Regions from separate parts of the Homo sapiens genome. Here region 2 is linked to region 1. A link is a loop called in an ENCODE intact Hi-C map of the cell type or tissue named here. Cell type or tissue: PC-3. All regions are shown on one strand.

Region 1 (5,000 bases):
CAAAATACCGTAGGCTAGGTGGCTTATAAACAGTAGAAATGTATTTCTCACAATCCTGGAGGCTAAGTCCAAAATCAGGGTGCCAGCCTGGCCGAGTTGTGGTGAGGGCCCTCTTCTGGGTTGCAGACTGGCAAAGTCCTGCTGTACCCTCACATGGCAGAAGGGCAAGACAGCTCTCTGGGCCTCTTTTATGAGGACACTAATTCCATTCATGAGGGCTCCTCCCACCTCATGGCCCCACCTCCTAATACCATCTTCTTGGTGATTAGGTTTCAAAATATGAATTTGGGAAGACACGGACATTCAGACCACAGCATGTGTGTTTACAACACAGCAATGCATGGAAGAGCCAATGGCTCCGCATCCCCCCGGCATTTGGTGTTGGCCACAGACTGACTCTATAAGCAGTTTAAAATAGTTGCTAATGATAAGAAGTTTGTTTTATTTGTTTGTTTTCCTAAAAGCACAGCTTCTATAGGTTTTAGATCTATCCAAAGAAGTTAATAATGAGATAAAGTATGCTTCTGGGTAATTGCACTCTTACATGATGACTTTTTCCCTCTTATCATTTAATTAAGACTTTTACAATCAACATCCTTGATACCAAAGCAGTAGGTAGGATAGCAATTGGTTCTGTGTTCAAGAAGTGTTTTTAAACATTCAAATGAGCTTGCATTGTCATTAAAAGAAAGCTTTCCACTTCTTAGTGCTGTTTTGAAATGAATGTAAAGATTCCTGTGCTCTGGGAAAAAGCAAACCCATAATTAGAACAATGGCAGCCTTGGACTGTTCTCATTTCTCTTCCAGGAAATGGTTTTTTAAAAGTTATTGGTCTACATGATGCATATGGATTATCTTCTTTCAGAATGACGCACAGCCAATTTAGAATACTGAGTTGCCCCAAATTTCCCTATAACTCCCTTCACTGCCCAATCCAACCGATTTTGTTTTCTACTCAGTACAAACATGCTACAAACTAATTTTAAATCATTAGCATTGTCCAAATGGAACATAATTAGAGAATTAACACTGTTACAAAAATAATTACGTAAACCAATATAAAGACTAGTACTCATAGCTTCAGGTGTTCACTGTGTTTGGAGCGTCAGTTTTACAGTTCTTCATTCGCCTAGGAAATTGAAAATAAAATGTGTTCGTTCAGCAACAGTGTGACAGCGGAAGACACAGAGGAGGAGAGCCACTTGGGGTAGGACTCCTCTGCCCTCTTTGGCCTGTTGTCCAGCAGCGGTTCACAAGCCAAGTCAACACTATTTGTAAACTCAGCACTTTACAAACAAAACACAGAGACTTCTGTGCAGGCTTTTGCTAATTGTCCTTAGCAGCATTGTTGAATGTTTGAATTATCAGATAGACCGGGGCTGTGGGCTTAGTTTCCCTAGAATGGCTTCTAGATGTCTCTCTTGAGGTCCTCAGGCCTGAGGGCTGTGCAGGGAAGAATGAGAAGCTGTGATTTAGGTCCTTGATTGGAAACTACTGAAGCCCCATAGAAACAGAAAGGTAAAAGATGAAAACTTTGCAGGACGCAGTACTGTTCACTATAGCCTCCAGGATTCCAGCAAAATTATTTGTGTCCTCAATGATTGACCCCAAATAAAAGAGAACAGTAGGAGGAGAGAATGGGACTAACATTAGTTAAACTTAACTACTATGTGCTGATCATTGCACTAGAGTCTGTTTCATAAATTTTCAAATTTAATCCTATCAGCCATCTTATGAATGAGATATGATCTCCCACAGGTACTTATAGCTGGGGAACCTGGAGGTCAGAGAGGTTAAGTAACTTGCTCATGTTGCTATTGTAGTGGCCAAACTCAAAGTCCCTCCAGACCTGACTCCAAAGCTTGTTCTCTTCCCACTACCCCACAATAGCCTCCCCAAAGACCTGACAGCATTCCTTAAAAATCCTACCCTCACCAGCATTGCCAAGAAAATCCAAGATGCCCAGTTAAATTCTCAGATAAAGAGCTAGTACTTTCTTAGTATTTATATGTCTCAAATATTGCATAGGACCTACATATATACTAACAGTCATCCTTTGCTTATCCTAAATTCGAACTTAACTGGGCATCCTGTAGTTTTATTTGCTAAATCTAGCAGCCTAGCCCTCACTGACGCTTTCTGGCCACATGATGGTGATGTCAATGTTCTGAAGTTTGCTCTTCATTATTAAATCATTCAAAAAAGAGTTCTTCCCATTTTGAGGGATGGTGGAGTGATGAGGAAGTGTTCTAAGGGAGGGGTCCATTTGAGCATAACCATGTGTGAGAAAATAACAGGCACTTCCTTCTTTATGGATCACTGCACTGGAATAGGCTGGAAAGTGCTGGGCTGGCTGGGTAGATTTGCATGATGCCCAGGTGTCTAATGCAGAACTTTCCAAAGTGTGTTTTGTGGAGCCCCAGTTCATGAGCTACATATTTTGTGGACACGTAACTTTAGGAGAGGCTATGAATGGCACTCCCCTTGGAGAATATCCCCTGGGCATGCTCTGGTATTAGAGAAAGCCTAGAGAAGAGACTGTATTAATTCTCTAGACCTTAGACCTTATCAGTCTCCCTGGAGACAACAGGTGGAGCCCCCTTCCTGTGGGAGGACAAGAAACCCAGTGCTGACTTGGGTCCCATTCTCAGGCTGTTTCTGAGACTCTTCAAGCCATGTTTACAGGTTCTTTTTTATTCTGGGGCCCTTGGTACAGAGTTGAGTCAAAAGTGCTCAGTTGCCAGCACAGAGCCTCTGTGGTCTGTAAATCCTCAGCAGTGTCAATCCTATAAATCCCGGGCTGGGCTGCACTCCACCTTCCCTACTTCACCCTTGCCACCTTGTCACCTGCTTCTCCAGGCTGCTGTGCTCTTCCATGCTGATTCACACCCTGCTTCCTGTTTACCCTTCCCCAGCACAGAAAAGGCAAATAGCACTGGACAGCCCACAACTCTAGAGTCAGCAGCATCTCTGTCTGGCCGTGGGGTGCTGGTAAACATTTAGCCACCTGCTGGAGGGGCTGAGCCCTAGCGTTTGCAATTCCTGTGATTTCAAGCTCCCGGCTGTGATGTTATTGAATGGAGTTGGGAAGAGATGCACAATAGCACATGTTTATATTGTATTTTCCTCGGACTGGTGCAATAGACCTCAAGAGCACTGATGAGAGAAAATGTAGTAAAATAATTATCAAGCAATGAACTCTGAGTATTTATGACCTCTGTTTTTAATATAATTTATTTAATTGTAAACGTATATAATTTAGTTTTAATTTAATTTTTTTTTAGAGACAAGGTCTCACTCTGTCACCCAAGCTGGGGTGCAGTGATGCAATCATGGCTCACTGCAGCCTCCAACTCCTGGGCTCAAGGAATCCTCCTGCCTCAGCCTTTCGAGCAGGTGTGTGCCACCACCATCCCTGAGCCCAACGTCAATCATTCTTTTTGAATTTTTTGTAGAAACAGGGACTTTCTCTCCCACCCAGGCTGGTCTTGAACTCCTGGCCTCAAGCAATCCTCCTGCCTCGGCCTCCCAAAGTTCTGGAATTATAGGCGTGAGCTGCCACACCCAGCCTATAATTTAGTTTTAAATGATGGCCATGTTTATCAACCAGCTTGCAAAATTCCTGAAAATTTTACAATCGGCTCTTACAAGTCCATAGAGCTAGTTCCAGCACACTACTGTGAGTTTCAGGGTAGACCTCTCCTTAGCCTTCAGCTGGGCTCCAAATTGCAGGGCCTGTAACTTCCATCCATCACCCACTTCTCCCATCTCCACCACAAGCAATGGGAATGTACTTGAAACCATGTTTACCCTACTCGGAAACGACGCCCAACTCCTTCCCCTGAAAAACTCTGCAAGATGCAAACCTGCCACTTGTGAAGATCAGCCTTGAGATTATCACACAGGTCCCTTTATCTTGAGCCACCATCATTCAGAACAGAATAGTTGCTTCACTTTGCATAAACAAAAGGGCAATCATGTATTTTTCTCAAAGCAAAAGAATAGTCTGCTCCCAAAGGTGAATTCTAGTTTCTAGCTGAAAGTCAGCACAGTGGAGAACCACTGAAGCTTTGGAATTTGGGGTGACCTTTCCCCAGCTCCCAGGATTTCAAGGATTTCAGCATCCAGTCTTAGATAGGACTCCAAGTCCCTGTCCTCCATCCCTGCTGAAGAAAAGCTTTTCCCAGACATATAGCCTACCATGGGTGTTGTGTTGGTTTTTTTGTTTGTTTGTTTGTTTTTGTTTTATTGTTTTTTGGAGACAGAGTCTCCCTCCGTCGCCCAGATTGGAGTGCAGTGGCACGATCCCGGCTCACTGCAACCTCCTACCAGGTTCTAGCGATTCTCCTGCCTCAGCCTCCCGAGTAGCTGAGATTACAGGCACACGCCACCAAGCCCAGCTAATTTTTGTATTTTTAGCAGAGGCGGGGTTTCGCTATGTTGGCCAGGCTGGTCTCAAACTCCTGGCCTCAAGTGATCTGCCCACCTCGACTTCCCAAAGTGTTGGGAATACAGGTGTGAGCCACCGCACCGGGCCAAAGGTATTATGGTTAAATTGTGTCCCCTCCCCAAAAAATACGTTGAAGTCCTAACCCTGGCACCTGTGAACGTGACCTTATTTTGAAATAGAATGTTTGTAGGTATAATCAAGTTAAGATGAGGTCATACCGGATTAGTATGGGCCCTAAATTGAATGATGTCCTCACAAGGAGAGGAAGACACACAGAGGGAAGACAGCTGTGTGAAGACAGAGGCAGAAACAAGATTGATGTAGTCACATGTAGGACTTTGAGCCTCCTAAACTGTGAGAAACCCAGTTTTTTTTTTTAGCTTGTTACAGCAGCCCTAAAAAACTAATACATTTGGGTACCTAGCTCTGACTGCAAAGATCTATTACTCCCTCCCAGAACTTAAAAAGATTCAGACAAAAGAGGATACCACTAGGACAGTGGGGTTTCTGCTGTGGTCCCGCGTTTGTTCTGGAAGTCTCAGGTTTGCCC
Region 2 (5,000 bases), 120 kb before region 1:
AGCCCAGTTTGTACCCTGTTGGTCATGATAAAAGCATACCACCCTTACTTTGAGAATTTTAACCATAGAGCACAATATGTGTCAAACAAGCTAAAAAAGTATTCTTTTCAGTTGCATTTTGATGGACATTGAAATTGCTTAGACTCTTTGACCAAAAGTACAAACTGCTGTTAAACTGGTGACAAAATCTGTTTTCATGGACGCTAGGCTACTTAAGCTTTATTTTCCTCCTAAGCATTCTCTGCCTTTGTAAAGCACTCTAGCAGCAGTATTTGCTTAGCTTCTAATTTTGGTTTTGCTTTTGTGTTTTCTCTCTTTCTCTTGGTTGTTCCTTCCTTCTTCCCGTGGCGCACTGTGTTTGCTCTTTCCGTGCATCACCTGTGAATACCCCCTGTGCTGACCAATCAGCTGTTGGTGAAGGGGGTGAATGAAACTCTGGTAGCTCAGAGGGTTGTTCCTGCTCTCATTACTCTCTCCAGTGACCCTGAAATGTAAGTGTCATCCCTGCCTTTTATATTCGGCATCCCTTTCAAAATGTGCCTGTCAAGAAATAACCATCAGCTCTTAAATTTATTGAAGAATCTCTTTAAATTAATAATACTGGATTATGCTTATTTGATTTTAAACTTTATCACATTATTCTTTATATATCATGGTTCTTTTTAAATCAACCCTCACCATAAGTGTAATTTGGAGGCCACGTATTGAAAAAATATATTAGTAACATTAGTGCTCAATAAATACTTCCAGAACCTAAAATATGCTGATGGACTGTTTCTTTCAAGCCAAGAAGGGATGCTCTCCTAATCTCACTAACAGGTTGTTACCAGTAAGTGTAGTAGCATGAACCAATGGCCTAACATTTTAATGTCTCGTGTGGATGACTAAACCAAGAAAGGCCAATGAGTCTGCCTGCCCATCCTCAGTCACAGCTAACCCAGTTCTTATTCCAGTTTACCAAACCATTTTTTATTGCATGTTGACTGGTTTACAGCTGACTCTTCGAGGCATGAGTGAAGCGTTAGTTGACAAGCGGGTTGCTCCGGCCCTTGTTACCTTGTCCAGTGATCCTGAATTGTGAGTTTCACAGACTGCGACCTTAAGTTATCCTGTCTGTCTTTTTGAGCATTCTTCTTGGTCTGCTTTTTTTAAATTTATTTAATTTGTCATTGCTAGAGACTAATACAGTATATTTACCTTGTACTTACTTTAATATACATTTTAATAATACTCGTTGTTCATCTCAAATCTTCAGTTTCTTTCTGTTTTAATTCTAACAGCTCTGTCAGGATTGCCACAATTCCAGCCTTTGGCACTATTATGGAAACAGTAATTCAAAGAGAGGTAGGAATAATTGAAATTTATTTATGTCTGTGTAATATTGATGTGGTCATGATACATGTATCTGGTGGTAGGCTGCAGGGAGCATCTTACCTTTTATTTTGTGCCCTAGTTAGTTACAGGCCAGAGGAGGATCTCACTGTGAAAACATGGTAGCCTAACCAAGGTATATTTCCATATCCTAAGGAAATCTCTAGTCTTTCCTCTCAGTCAGAACATTAAGTATAGGCCAAGCTTTCAGGGATGTCCAAGGGAGAGAATATAGTCATGGGTTCTTAGTTTCTCTTTCTGATTGGGCCAGTAAAGCCCCTTCCTCTTCCCTCTTTTCTACTTATCACTAGAGACAGAAACTAAAAACCCCGGCTTCAGGCTGCTAAAAGCCTTAAACAAAACAAAACAGAACAACAACAAAATAAGGTGTATTGGACAAGCTTGCTAGATGTTCTATTGTAAGCTGAGCTGGATGTTGCAGTTTTGAATAATCCTTCAAATCAGGTCTAGTTCCAAAGCCTTCTATTACCCGGTAGGCTTCTGGCCAATCTACATAAATTCTTGATTGCCAGTGTTGCACAGATTTGAGGACTGTTTTCCCAGATAACATCATTAGGAACACAAATGTATCTCAGTTATAAATGAAGGCAAGAGGGCACTTGTATTCTGATAACTGTGTCATTGGTATGAAGCTGTAAAAGTGATTTAGTAGACTGGTATCCTCTTGTTGCAGAGTAGATCTCTGGGCAGACCCTCTGTCATGCCTGTTTCAGGAGACCACCAAGGTCTTCCTTCTTAAAGGTGTATTTTAATTCTGAAACTAATTTCAAGTTTTTTAGATTCTATTTGCAACACTAACTATAAGACACTTCTCAAAATTGATATCAGATTTTTATTTCTTTGTTATTATATTGGATATGTCCTTATACAAATGAAAAAACCCTGTAGATTAGCACATATATTATTTGTGGACATATTACCCAAAAGAAAAAAGTTTTAATAAAACTCCTTTGTCATATAGATTTTTCATGACAAAAACTAAAGTTTTGTTAGTTACAGAAAGAATATTTTCCATTTTTTCACTTATATATTTCACTGGTGAAGCCACAGAGGAAAAGCACATCATTCTGCAAAGCTTGCAGTCTTGGCAGAATTTCAACATGTTCTCAAAACCTAAAATAAAAATGTCTTTTAGGGAAATGTGAGTAAGATGTAAGTCATTAATGACTCATTGCTTTCAGAAGGTGAATAATTGGGTAACTTACAGTGTGATTTGTTTTAAGAATTATAATTTAGATACAAAATAATCATAAAGTTACCTACTTTTCCCTAAATACGGTGGGATTTTTTTTCTTTTGTTGTTATAATTTGTTCAGGAATATTTGTATTTTTTAATTAAGAATTTGTAAGCATAAGCAAAAGTAGGAAACCTTCTCTGAGCCAAAAGATTAAATAACTATTTATTTAATTCCAAATTTCTACTGTCATTGGACTATAGGTTGCTTTAATCCACTGCTTTAAGTCATGTTTAATGTGTGTCTTTCACTTTAACAACACTACTCAGTTTTCAATATTCTATGAAATGACTGTACAATATCCAATTTTAAGTTGCTGGAAAGAGTGAAAATGCAGTTGGCTTCTTTCCTGGAAGATCCTCAGTATCAAGACCAACATTCTTTGCATACAGAGATCATAAAAACATTTGGTAGAGTTGGCCCTAACGCAGAACCCAGGTTCCGAGATGAGTGTAAGTTGCATTTTTCTACCTTTTTCCTGAATTGTAATGTAAGATCAAAGCTAGACACTCCTCTGAGGCCTTGTCATGTATTAAAATTTTGGTGCATTTGTCATGTGTTAAAGCCTTGTGTACTGAAAGCCTTGTGTACTCTTGTGTACTGAAAGCTAAACATGAAACAAGTTAGTTATTGTGAATTAATCAGTATTGATATTAGTGGATGGTTTTGTATTATTTTGTTTTGAGACAGAGTCTCGCTCTGTCACCCAAGCTGGAGTGCAATGGCATGATCTCAGCTCACTGCAACCTCTGCCTCCTGGGTACAAGTGATTCTCCTGCCTCAGCCTCCCAAGTAGTTGGGATTACAGGTGCCCACCACCATGCCCGGCTAATTTTTGTATTTTTCGTAGAGACGGGGTTTTGCCATGTTGGCCAGGCTGGTCTCCAGCTCCTGATCTCAGGTGATCTGCCTGCCTCAGCCTCCCAAAGTGTTGGGATTACAGGCGTGAACCACCGCACCCGCCCTAGTGGATGGTCTTATACTGTATAAGTATACAGATGGTCTTATACTGTATACTGATTGCTGTAAGACATATGAAGAGTAACTCAAACTTAATTTCAAGTTATTTTAGAAATATTTCTTAATAACTGCTAATTGCTAAATACTGTGCTGCCTTAGAGTTTATTTTTTATTTTTAAGGAAATTTTTGTGTGTTTCTAGACATGTTCTTATGAAAAACAGACATTTCTTCCACTTAGCATGCCATTCAGCACGATACATAACTTTGTTTTAATTCATAGCTTGTTGATCTGCTACATGATCTTCCACAATTGTCTGCCTTTTTTCTCTAGATTTTACAGAGTCTCTTTTACTGTGGGCCTCAACATTTATGGCCACAATTTCTTTGGATAGCATCAAAGCATTAAGAACTTATGACTCCAAAAGCATATCAGTTATCATAGCTCTTTTATTTTTAGCAATTTGACATGCTCTAGAGAGGGCCACAAGTTGGGTCACTTAAATCAGTTTAGTTTCTAGTACATTATTTTATTCTCCGGCAGACTGTTACATATCCAGGCTGGCATATGACTCTTTAAGATAAGAGTCATCAACAAAAAATACTAAGTCAGGATTTGGACTGCAGTGTCCAAAAAATCGATTGAAGGCATGCACACTGATCAAACTATAGAAACACAGTCATGACATTTTTTTTCACTAGGTAAGTGTCTTTATAATTAGCCAACTAACAGAAGAAAGTTGATATTTTAGTTAGCACTAGGGATAGTTCCACATGTTGCAGTGTCAAATTTACAGGTGATTCTAGGTAGGAACTCTGAAGGTGCTTTGACTTTTCGAGGCTGTAGTTGCTCTGAGGCAAGGAGACCAACTCTTGGCTGCTGGATTAAAGGATAGGCTCAACAGGCAATGGGTCTTTGGTGTGTGCCATGTTGTCAAGTTAAATGGGTATTTGATATGTTGTCATGTTAAACGGGTCTTTGGTGTGTGCAGTGTTGTTGCATTAAATGGGTCCTTGCTGTGTGCCGTGTCATATAGTTAAAACTTTTCTAGAGCATGATTTGACCTTTCTATGTATATTCAAAAGAAAGACTCATGATAATCTGGGAAGAATCCATCTGGATTCTTATAGGATCTGCTCCAATTATTTTGTTGATTCTTCGGAATCTTTTTTCAGTAATTCTGGGACTATAGTTATTTTTCAAATTAAACATAGTGTCAATATCTTAATTTCTCTTTCTAGAATTTTCAAGAATATCTAAAAATAACCCTTCCATTTTATTTGACAGTTTTATTGTAGAATAGATACCTACCTATCAAATTTGTAGGAGTTGTTCAAGAGGAAAAAATGAATTTTCTTCTCATAATGGCCCCCAAATAACAATTAAAGGTTGTTTTGGGAACAGATTGAGGTGA

The links. Hi-C counts contacts between places; a loop is a spot of excess contacts. Peaks named below come from ENCODE experiments on the same cell type or tissue, not always from the same donor. Only the 100,000 strongest peaks of a DNase experiment are listed, where the experiment ranks them.
Region 2: it touches region 1 in a loop (4-fold over the local background); 2 of 110 quality-filtered maps call a loop at or near these places.

Annotation. Positions count from the first base shown.
Region 1 is chr18:62,397,220-62,402,219 of GRCh38, forward strand. No RefSeq gene overlaps it. Among named protein-coding and RNA genes, the nearest start is that of TNFRSF11A, 74 kb to the left of the region's middle. In PC-3, a CTCF peak has its summit at 2,997 (motif pointing left); a DNase peak (open chromatin) is centred at 2,912; H3K27ac peaks cover 1,732 bases.
Region 2 is chr18:62,279,366-62,284,365 of GRCh38, forward strand. It overlaps RELCH (RAB11 binding and LisH domain, coiled-coil and HEAT repeat containing), which reads left to right. Exons shown (of 29, transcript NM_001346231.2): 23 at 409-491; 24 at 1,281-1,344; 25 at 2,941-3,079. Among named protein-coding and RNA genes, the nearest start is that of TNFRSF11A, 43 kb to the right of the region's middle. In PC-3, no CTCF peak of the experiment used is centred here; DNase peaks (open chromatin) are centred at 2,506 and 3,016; H3K4me3 peaks cover 660 bases; H3K27ac peaks cover 1,700 bases.